Linked DNA regions of Homo sapiens: region 2 is linked to region 1. A link is an interaction called in ENCODE POLR2A ChIA-PET data of the cell type or tissue named here. Cell type or tissue: OCI-LY7. All regions are shown on one strand. Each heading gives the region's core, and the rest is flanking DNA. Links, peaks and the distances in the headings are about the cores only. Region 1 has its middle 14 kb from the start of SOS1. Region 2 overlaps CDKL4 (cyclin dependent kinase like 4).

Region 1 (4,394 bases), core at 102-4,101:
TTTGTTACACAGCAATAGATAACTGATAACAGTATCTGATCATATGATCATTTGGTAATTCTTTCATCATTTAATGTAATATTTAAGCACTTGTGTATTCCTAAAATAAACTCTTCTTGCTCATGTTGTATTATTCTATTGATAAACTTTTGGGTTTAGTTGCTAATATGATGGAGATAAAATATTATTATTTCAAAACAAAGCTGGGGCCGGGTACAGTGCCTCCTGCCTGTAATCCCAGCACTTTGGGAGGCCAAGGCAGGCAGATCACTTGAGGTCGGGAGTTTGAGACCAACCTGGTCAACATGGTGTGAACCCTGTCTCTAGTAAAAAAAAATATATATATACAAAAATTAGCCAGGCGTGGTGGTGGGCACCTGTAATTCCAGCTACTTGGGAGGCTGTGGCAGGAGGATCACTTGAACCCAGGAGACAGAGGTTACAGTGAGCCAAGATAATGCCACTGCACTCCAGCCTGGGTGACAGAGTGAGACACTATCTCAAAAAAGAGATAAAAATAAGAAATAAAACAGAGTTGGTCTTAACTGCCTCTGCCTTCTAAGGGGGAAGGTAATATAATTCACATCAGATTTGAAATGAATATCAATAACTTTCCTCCTTTAAGAGCAATCTCTTGCTGTCTTTTCTCTCTTTAGCTTAAATTTCATTATTATTATTATTATTATTATGCCTTTGAACATACTTTTCCATTTCCTTGCCTCTCTCCATTTGCCACACTTGCCTTGCAAAAAGTCCAGTCTCAAATAACCTCAAACATCCACTAGTTCTGTGTGTGCTCCTGTGTACCCAAGCATTACTAGAGAATCGTACAATTGCACCACTTGGTGTCACCTTAACTTCCTAATCTTAAGCCTCAAAGGGGTGCTCAATATCACCCAGAAATCTACTGAATCTCTAGTAAACTCTATACATCAATCTTCAGAACACCTAGTTACAGCATTTCCTCTTTTCTTGTACCTTTTTTCCCCATCTATTTCCACCTGCCTTTTGTTCCTGACCTTGACTTTTACTTTATTGAGTAAATCAAAATCATCAACCTGGAGCTCCCTCATGTTGCCATTACCTTCTGCTTCGTTCTTGGTTTTGTTTGTTTGTTTGTTTGAGACAGTCTCACTCTGTCACCCAGGCTGGAGTGCAGTGGTGCAATCTTGGCTCTCTGCAACCTCCGCCTCCTGGGTTCAAGCTATTCTGCTGCCTCAGCCTCCCCAGTAGCTGAGATTACAGGCATGTGCCACCATGCCCCTGCTAATTTTTGGATTTTTAGTAGACAGGTTTCACTATGTTGGCCAGCTGGTCTCAAACTCCTGACCTCAAATGATCTGCCCTCCTTGGCCTCCCAAAGTGCTGGGATTACAGGCATGAGCCACCACGCCTGGACAGTTTTTTAACTTTTAGTAGAGACAGGATCTCACTATGTGGCCCAAGCTAGGCTCCAACTCCTGAACTCAAGCGATCCTCCCACCTCAGCCTCCCAAAGTGCTGGGATTATAGGCATGAGCCACCATGCCAGGCCAGCCCTCTGTTTCATTCTTCATACATAGGCCATGCTCTATCACCCCGTGCTGCCTTTTTCAAATAATTGCTTTGGCTGTGGGGAAAAGAAATTAGCAGTTTTTGAGCATCTCACATCCCAGGTACCTTACTTACATTTTATTTTATGAGACAGTTGTTAATATCCCCATTTTTCTGAGGAGAAAACTGGGGCCCAGTGAATGTAAGCCCTCTGCCCTACCTACATCACCCATTACAAAGCTGTCAACAAACTCCAAGGTCAGCTCTTGCTTCACTCCATCCCAGTGGCTCCTCATGTCAAGGACTATATGTACATTGCTTTTTCAGATTAATCTTTTTGAAAAGCGAGACTGTTCACAAGAGGAAAGTCCCAATATCTTTGTTTATTAATCTTTCGAGGGACATCAGTGTGTAAGGCTATTGTCAGGTCCAGCTGGGGCTGATGGCAGGCTCTGACTTGAAGAGGTCCCCTTGCTCAATCCCTTTCTTGTTCGTCAGCATTTTGTTTTTAGGAGGTAAGTATGATCATTAGTCACTATTCAACTCTTACCCTTAAAACTCAGTGCTAGAAAAATGGATCCTTGACCTACGTTCATGAAACCAAAAACACATTTCTGTGTTTGTGATATATGCATTGCATGTGCCACTCTATATTTGGGCACTGTAAAAAACATGAGACCCAGGCCGGGCATGGTGGCCCATGCCTGTAATCCCAGCACTTTGGGAGGCTGAGGCTGGAGGATCACAAGGTCAGCAGTTCGAGACCAGCCTGGCCAACATGGTGAAACCCCATCTCTACTAAAAATACAAAAATTAGCCGGGGGTGGTGGCACATGCCTGTAATCCCAGCTACTCGGGAGGCTGAGGAAGGATAGTAGCTTGAACACGGGAGGCGGAAGTTGCAGTGAGCCGAGATCCCGCCAGGGCACTCCAGCCTGGAACAGAGGGAGACTCCGTCTCAAAAAATAAATAAATAAATAAATAAATAAATAAATAAATAAATAAATAAATAAATGAGACCCATGCTAAGTTACCACCACCAGAGGAAAAAGAAAAGGCTATTTTGTACAATTTTATAAACTTTAAAAACTATGAAATATTAAAACATGGCCGGGCGCAGTGGCTCACGCCTATAATCCCAGCACTTTGGGAGGCCGAGGCAGGCGGATCACGAGGTCAGGAGATCGAGACCATCCTGGCTAACACGGTGAAACCCTATCTCTACTAAAAATACAAAAAAAAATTAGCCGGGCGTGGTGGCGGGCTCCTGTAGTCCCAGCTACTTGGGAGGCTGAAGCAGGAGAATGGCGTGAACCCGGTAGGCGGAGCTTGCAGTGAGCCGAGATGGCGCCACTGCACTCCAGCCTGAGAGACAGAGCAAGACTCCGTCTCATAAAAAAAAAAAAAAAAAAAAAAAAAAAATTAAAACATCTTCTCAAAACCAAGTAAATAAGTGTGCATGCTTATGTGCACTTTGGAATGTCTTTAATTATGTGTTTCTTTGTATATCATTATCATGGAATGCAGATGAGCCAAAATGGCTGGACACACTTTCCCCTCTTGGTTCTCAACTGGCACATCTGACTTTGGCTTTCATCTAAAGGCAGATCCCAACTAGAGTTTGGGACCACTGGGAGAATTCCTATGGCCCTTGGGGATAAGAAGTAAGGATCTGGATACTGCAGAAGAAGTAAAATAGGTCTCAGCCCTTCAAAGCCTTCGCTTTGCCCTCCTTTCCTGGCTCTACAACCCATTGCTATGACAGCAAGTGACAAAAGGGTATCTTACTGGGGTAGAAGCGTGGGAGGAAGTGGGAGGGGAAGGCAATGTTGATTGAGGCATGGGATAAAAATATATAAAAACGTTAAGCCCAGAACTGCATAATTTCAGCCTTATCAGCTTTGCTGAAAGTGATATTTATAATGCACTTGCAACATAGGAAAAATGAAAGCAGGCCCTGTTTCTCTGTGTCACCTTCTCCTTCCCCACCTGACAGACAGGCTGAGGCTTCAGACTACCGGGAGCTTCCCTCCACCCATACTGCCCACTGGCTACCTCTATGATTTGTCTCCCTATTCCTTACCCAAATCCTGCTGCCCTAGCCCCTCACTTGCCTAATTCCGAAGTTCTATTTCCTCAGAGATTCTAATTTCACTGAACCAAACACTGACATGCAATCTGTATTTTTACCTGTCCTGTCACTTCCCCTTCTTCCAGTGGGAGCTTTTCTTTGGGGAACCAACTTTTCCCCATGGATGACCATCAAGATTATTAATGAGGCCGGGCACGGTGGCTCACGCCTGTAATCCCAGCACTTTAGGAGGCTGAGGCAGGCGGGTCACGAGGTCAGGAGATCGAGATCATCCTGGCTAACACGGTGAAACCCCGTCTCTACTAAAAAATACAAAAAATTAGCCAGGCGTGGTGGCGGGCGCCTGTAGTCCCAGCTACTCAGGAGGCTGAGGCAAGAGAATGGCGTGAACCCGGGAGGCAGAGCTTGCAGTGAGCCAAGATAGCGCCACTGCACTCCAGCCTGGACAACAGAGCGAGACTCTATCTCAAAAAAAAAAAAAAAAAAAGAAAAAAAGATCTTTAATGAGATTCACTTAAAAAAGACAGGAGTCGGAGAGGTGGTCTTTGAGGCACCGTTGAAATTATGCCTACTCCAGCTCTAAGTGCATTTATTCCTCAGAGCAGCCTCAAGATTGGAATGGGGATTCCTTAAGGAGAGTAATCTGGGACCTATCCGAAATGCATTGTCAACTAGCCTCTTTTTACAGATAGTACCGAGCAAAGAAACATATATTTTCTGAAAAGATCTCCCTTAATCTACCTCATTATCACACAAAGAATTTTACAAA
Region 2 (4,394 bases), core at 293-4,292, 75 kb after region 1:
CCTGTAATACTTGCGCTTTGGGAGGCCAAGGTGGGCGGATCGCTTGTGCCCAGGAGTTTGATACCAGCCTGGGCCCAATGGTGAAACTCAGTCTCTACAAAAAATACAAAAATTAGCTAGGTGTGTGGCGTGTGCCTTTAGTCCCAGCTACACAAGACGCTGAGATGGGAGGATGGCTTGTGCCCAGGAGGTGGAGGTTGCAGTGAGCCAAGATGGCACCACCGCACTCTAGCCTATGTGACAGAGTGAGACCCTGTCTCAAAAAAAAAAATTTTTTTTTGGAATATAAATGAACATAGTTTTGATATCCTACCTTTTAAGCAACACACTTAAGAAACTTAGACTAACACTCTGAGTCAGTAACACTCATACTTGGTGATTGCATTAGAACAGGTTATATCCTTTAAATGAGTTTGCATCAAGTTCTAGAATTTCTAGACTATATGTGTAGCATTACCAAGTAAATGGATTTACATCAATATCTGTCCATTGGCCTATACATATGTTTTCTGCATCTAATCCATGTGAAATTTATAGCACTTATTTTTCAACCAAATATACAAAAGGAAATGAAGTATTGACATATTCCAAAGAAACAGGAAAATTTATTTTATAGGAGCAGGTAACAGAAGTTATTGATAAAGAGTGAGAGGATACTGAAGAAATTTAAAAGGGAGTAAAAACAATTGGAACCTGGCTGGGCGTGGTGGCTCATGCCTGTAACCCCAGCACTTTGGGAGGCTTAGGCAGGCAGATCACCTGAGGTCAGGAGTTCGAGACCAGCCTGGCCAACATGGTGAAACCCTGTCTCTACTAAACATAGAAAAATTAGCCAGGCGTGGTTGTGGGTACCTGTAATCCCAGCTACTCGGGAGGCTGATGCAGGAGAATCACTTGAACCTGGGAGGCAGAGGTTGCAGTGAGCTGTAGTTGCGCCACTGGACCCCAGCCTGGGCGACAGAGGAAGACTCTGTCTCAAAATAAATAAATAAATAAAAATTTTTAAAAAATTAAAAAATAAATAATTGGAACCATAAGAAACAGGGCATGGGGGGAAGAAGATGCTTAGACATACAGCATTCACCTACTCCACTGCAAAGCCACACTCAATGCAAACTCTCTGCAATGCCTCTTGCAATCAGCTTATTTTCCCTCGAAGAACAAGAAACATGCAAGTCTCTCTTAATAAAATAATTTTAATAAGTTGAGTTTTATACACAGCTTTTTTTTTTTTGAGACAGAGTCGCTCTTTGTTGCTCAGGCTGGAGTGCAGTGGCGTGATCTCGGCTCACTGCAACCTCTGCCTCCTGGGTTCAAGTGACTCTCCTGCCTCAGCCTCCTGAGTTGCTGGGATTACAGGTGCTCACCACCACGCCTGGCTAATTTTTTGTATTTTTTAGTAGACATGGGGTTTCGCCATGTTGGCCAGGCTGGTCTTGAACTCCTGACCTCAGGTGATCCACCAGCCTCGGCCTCCCAAAGTGCTGGGATTACAGGCATGAGACACCATGCTTGGCCTTGTACACAGTTTTTAGCAAACAATGCTCAGGTTCAGTTGTTGTGGCTGACGGGCAATCTTTTTTTTTTTTTTTTTTTTTGGCTCACAGGCCAGCCTAAAGAGATATCCATGGTATTTTAAAACTGACTTTTAACTTTAAAATCATCTCTGCAAACTTGCACACCAGAAATTGCTTCTTAAATAGCCTGATAAAAACAATAAATCATTTTTTTTATTATCTGAGAAATTTATTCTCTTTGAGCCTTAGGCATGGATGCTCACACATCGAGGAGAGAGAAAAGCAACCCTCTCCTCAACAACCAAAACATGAGTATCAACAAGATGCTGACGGAGGTTGCAGCCTGACCCACTCCTATCTCAGAAGTCATTTTTGCCAGCTGGGCATGGTGGCTCATGCTTGTAATCCTAGCTCTTTGGGAGGCCAAGGTGGGAGAATCGCTTGAGGTCAGGGGTTTGAGACCACCCTGGGCAACACAATGAGACTATCTCTACAAAAAAAAAAAAAAATTTTTTTTTTAAATTAGCCATGCATGATAGCATGTGCCATAGTCCCAGTTCCTTGGGAGGCTAAGGTGGAAGGATTGTTTGAGCATGGGAGGCTGAGGTTGCAGTGAGCCGTGAAGGCGCCACTGCATTCTAGCCTGGGAAACAGAGCAAGATCCTGTCTCAGGAAGAAAAAAAAAAAAAAAGTCATTTTTGCCATTTTGAGATGAAGCCCCTGTTCTCTAATCAATACAGCAAATATATAAAAATCCCTGGGTTCATTATGGCGTTAAATGGACCACTTTGGTTACCTCACTCTAGTGATATTATAGGGTAAAAGAGAACCAAATGAATACGTATTTTCTTAAGTCCTGCGCTTCTCCAAATTTAATGTGCACATGAATCACCTGGAGCTCTGGTTAAAATGCAGACTCTGATTCAGCAGGTCTGTAGTGGACCTCAGATTCAACATTTCTAAAAGCTCCCAGGTGATCTCTATGAACCATAGTTGGAGTAGCAAGGCCTGAATCCCTTGGTACTTTAACCTGCAGTGTCCTGTTTAGGATCTCGACTCTGGAGATGATAAGGTGCACATGGTCTCTACAGGTTTAAAGCTGTGAGTCGTCAGCAACACCACTAGGTCAGATTGCCTTTTCTACTCTTTGAGACTATCATGGGAGTTCCTTTAAAAATAAGGAGAGTATAAAGGTTTTAGTTGTATTATTGTGACAGCTTTATATATGGCTTAGATTTTTTTCTTTGCAAGCATTTTAATTATAGATAAATAAAAAGGCAGATACACAAAGGCTTACCATAAGAAAATGAGAAGTAATTTCCATCTTGGAGGAGGGAAGTTAGTCTGAAAAATTATCTTTTTTTGAGACAGACTCTTGCTCTGTCGCCCAGGCTGGAGTACAGTGGCCCGATCTTAGCTCATTGTAACCTCTGCCTCTCGAGTTCAAGTGATTCTCCCACCTCAGCCTGCTGAGTAGTAGCTGGGATTACAGGCATGCATTGCCATGCCCGGCTAATTTTTGTATTTTTAGTAGAGACAGGGTTTCACCATGTTGGCCAGGCTGGTCTTGAACTCCTCACCTCAGGCAATCTGCCCACCTCAACCTCCCAAAGTCCTGGGATTACAGGCTTGAGCCACCACACCTAGCCTGAAAAATTACCTATTTTTAATAGAGGCCACATATTATCAGTCAGAAGTTTTCAGTGTTTTAAAGCTTAGGGTATAGAACGTGTTGTTCCAAGCACAGAAATGATGGCAGTTGCGTTGGTCTACAATAATGTTTGGCTCCACTGGAAATAGTCACAATCAGTTAGGCAGTTTGGGTTGACTGACTGATTGACTCATCCAACCATCCACCCATCCCTCCATCCAGTTATTCAATAAATATTTATTGATCACCCTGTATATAAAAATATCCAATTTAGGTATTAAAGAGATACAAAGATAAAGCAGCCACAGACATTGCATTCAAGCTTATAACCAAGTACCCAGGAAAGTGTCTGGTTATATAGGGATAAAGTATAAACACTTGTGGTAAGTGGTATTTTTAGAAATCATTTTAACTACCCATAAAACTCCTGCAGCAACTTTGATATCTCCTATAGCATGGTGGAAAGCAACAGAGATAAGGATTCCATTTGGCATCATCTTTATTAAGCATCAGAAAGCACAATTTGCATCATGAAAAATAGGTTTATGTATTTTGTGAAAAATATCCCTCTACATTAATAGAAAATAAAAGCTTTTGATTTAACCTAATAAAAACTTCACTGACTTTCCTAAAACTAAAGAAAGCTTCCCCTCCGTATTGAAATGTATTCTCATGATCTTGTACTTTCTTTTTCAGCAATCCTAGACTGCTATGATAGACATTCTGCTGGCATCAAAACTGACCATATGGTACTCTGTATCATTGCCTCAGCACTGTCTCTGTCTAGGCACCAACTCAAAAGGGCTAGATATATTTTTTTAAAAGCTATCATTGGCTGAGTGCAGTGGTTCACACCTGTAATCCTGGCACTTTGGGCAGCCAAGGCAGGAGTTTGAGGCCAGCCTGGGCAAGATAGTGAGACCCCCATCTCTACAAAAACAAAAATTGGCTGAGTGTAGTGGCATGTGCCTGTAGTCCCAGCTACTCAGGGAGGCTGAAGTGGGAGAATCACTTGAGCCCAGGAGTTTGAGGCTCAAGGGTGCTATGATAACACCACTGCACTCCAGCCTGGGCAGTAGAGCGAGACTGTCCCAAAAATATAATGATATATAGCAAAGGTACCAGGAGCCAACTTGAAGAAGCTCATGTTGGCCTAAGATGGGAAAATCTGAGCATGGGAGAGACCAATGACAGCAAAGAATTGAAAACACCACAATACAAAATTT

Evidence for each region. Peaks named below come from ENCODE experiments on the same cell type or tissue, not always from the same donor. Only the 100,000 strongest peaks of a DNase experiment are listed, where the experiment ranks them.
Region 2: POLR2A ChIA-PET joins it to region 1 with 5 read pairs; 14 of 35 experiments call an interaction of 5 or more read pairs at or near these places.

Annotation. Positions count from the first base shown.
Region 1 is chr2:39,132,568-39,136,961 of GRCh38, forward strand. No RefSeq gene overlaps it. Among named protein-coding and RNA genes, the nearest start is that of SOS1, 14 kb to the left of the region's middle. In OCI-LY7, for the core only: a CTCF peak has its summit at 851; no DNase peak of the experiment used is centred there; H3K4me3 peaks cover 669 bases; H3K27ac peaks cover 493 bases.
Region 2 is chr2:39,207,125-39,211,518 of GRCh38, forward strand. All of the region lies in intron 4 of CDKL4 (cyclin dependent kinase like 4), which reads right to left. Among named protein-coding and RNA genes, the nearest start is that of CDKL4, 35 kb to the right of the region's middle. RefSeq lists a silencer at 2,410-2,610. In OCI-LY7, for the core only: no CTCF peak of the experiment used is centred there; no DNase peak of the experiment used is centred there.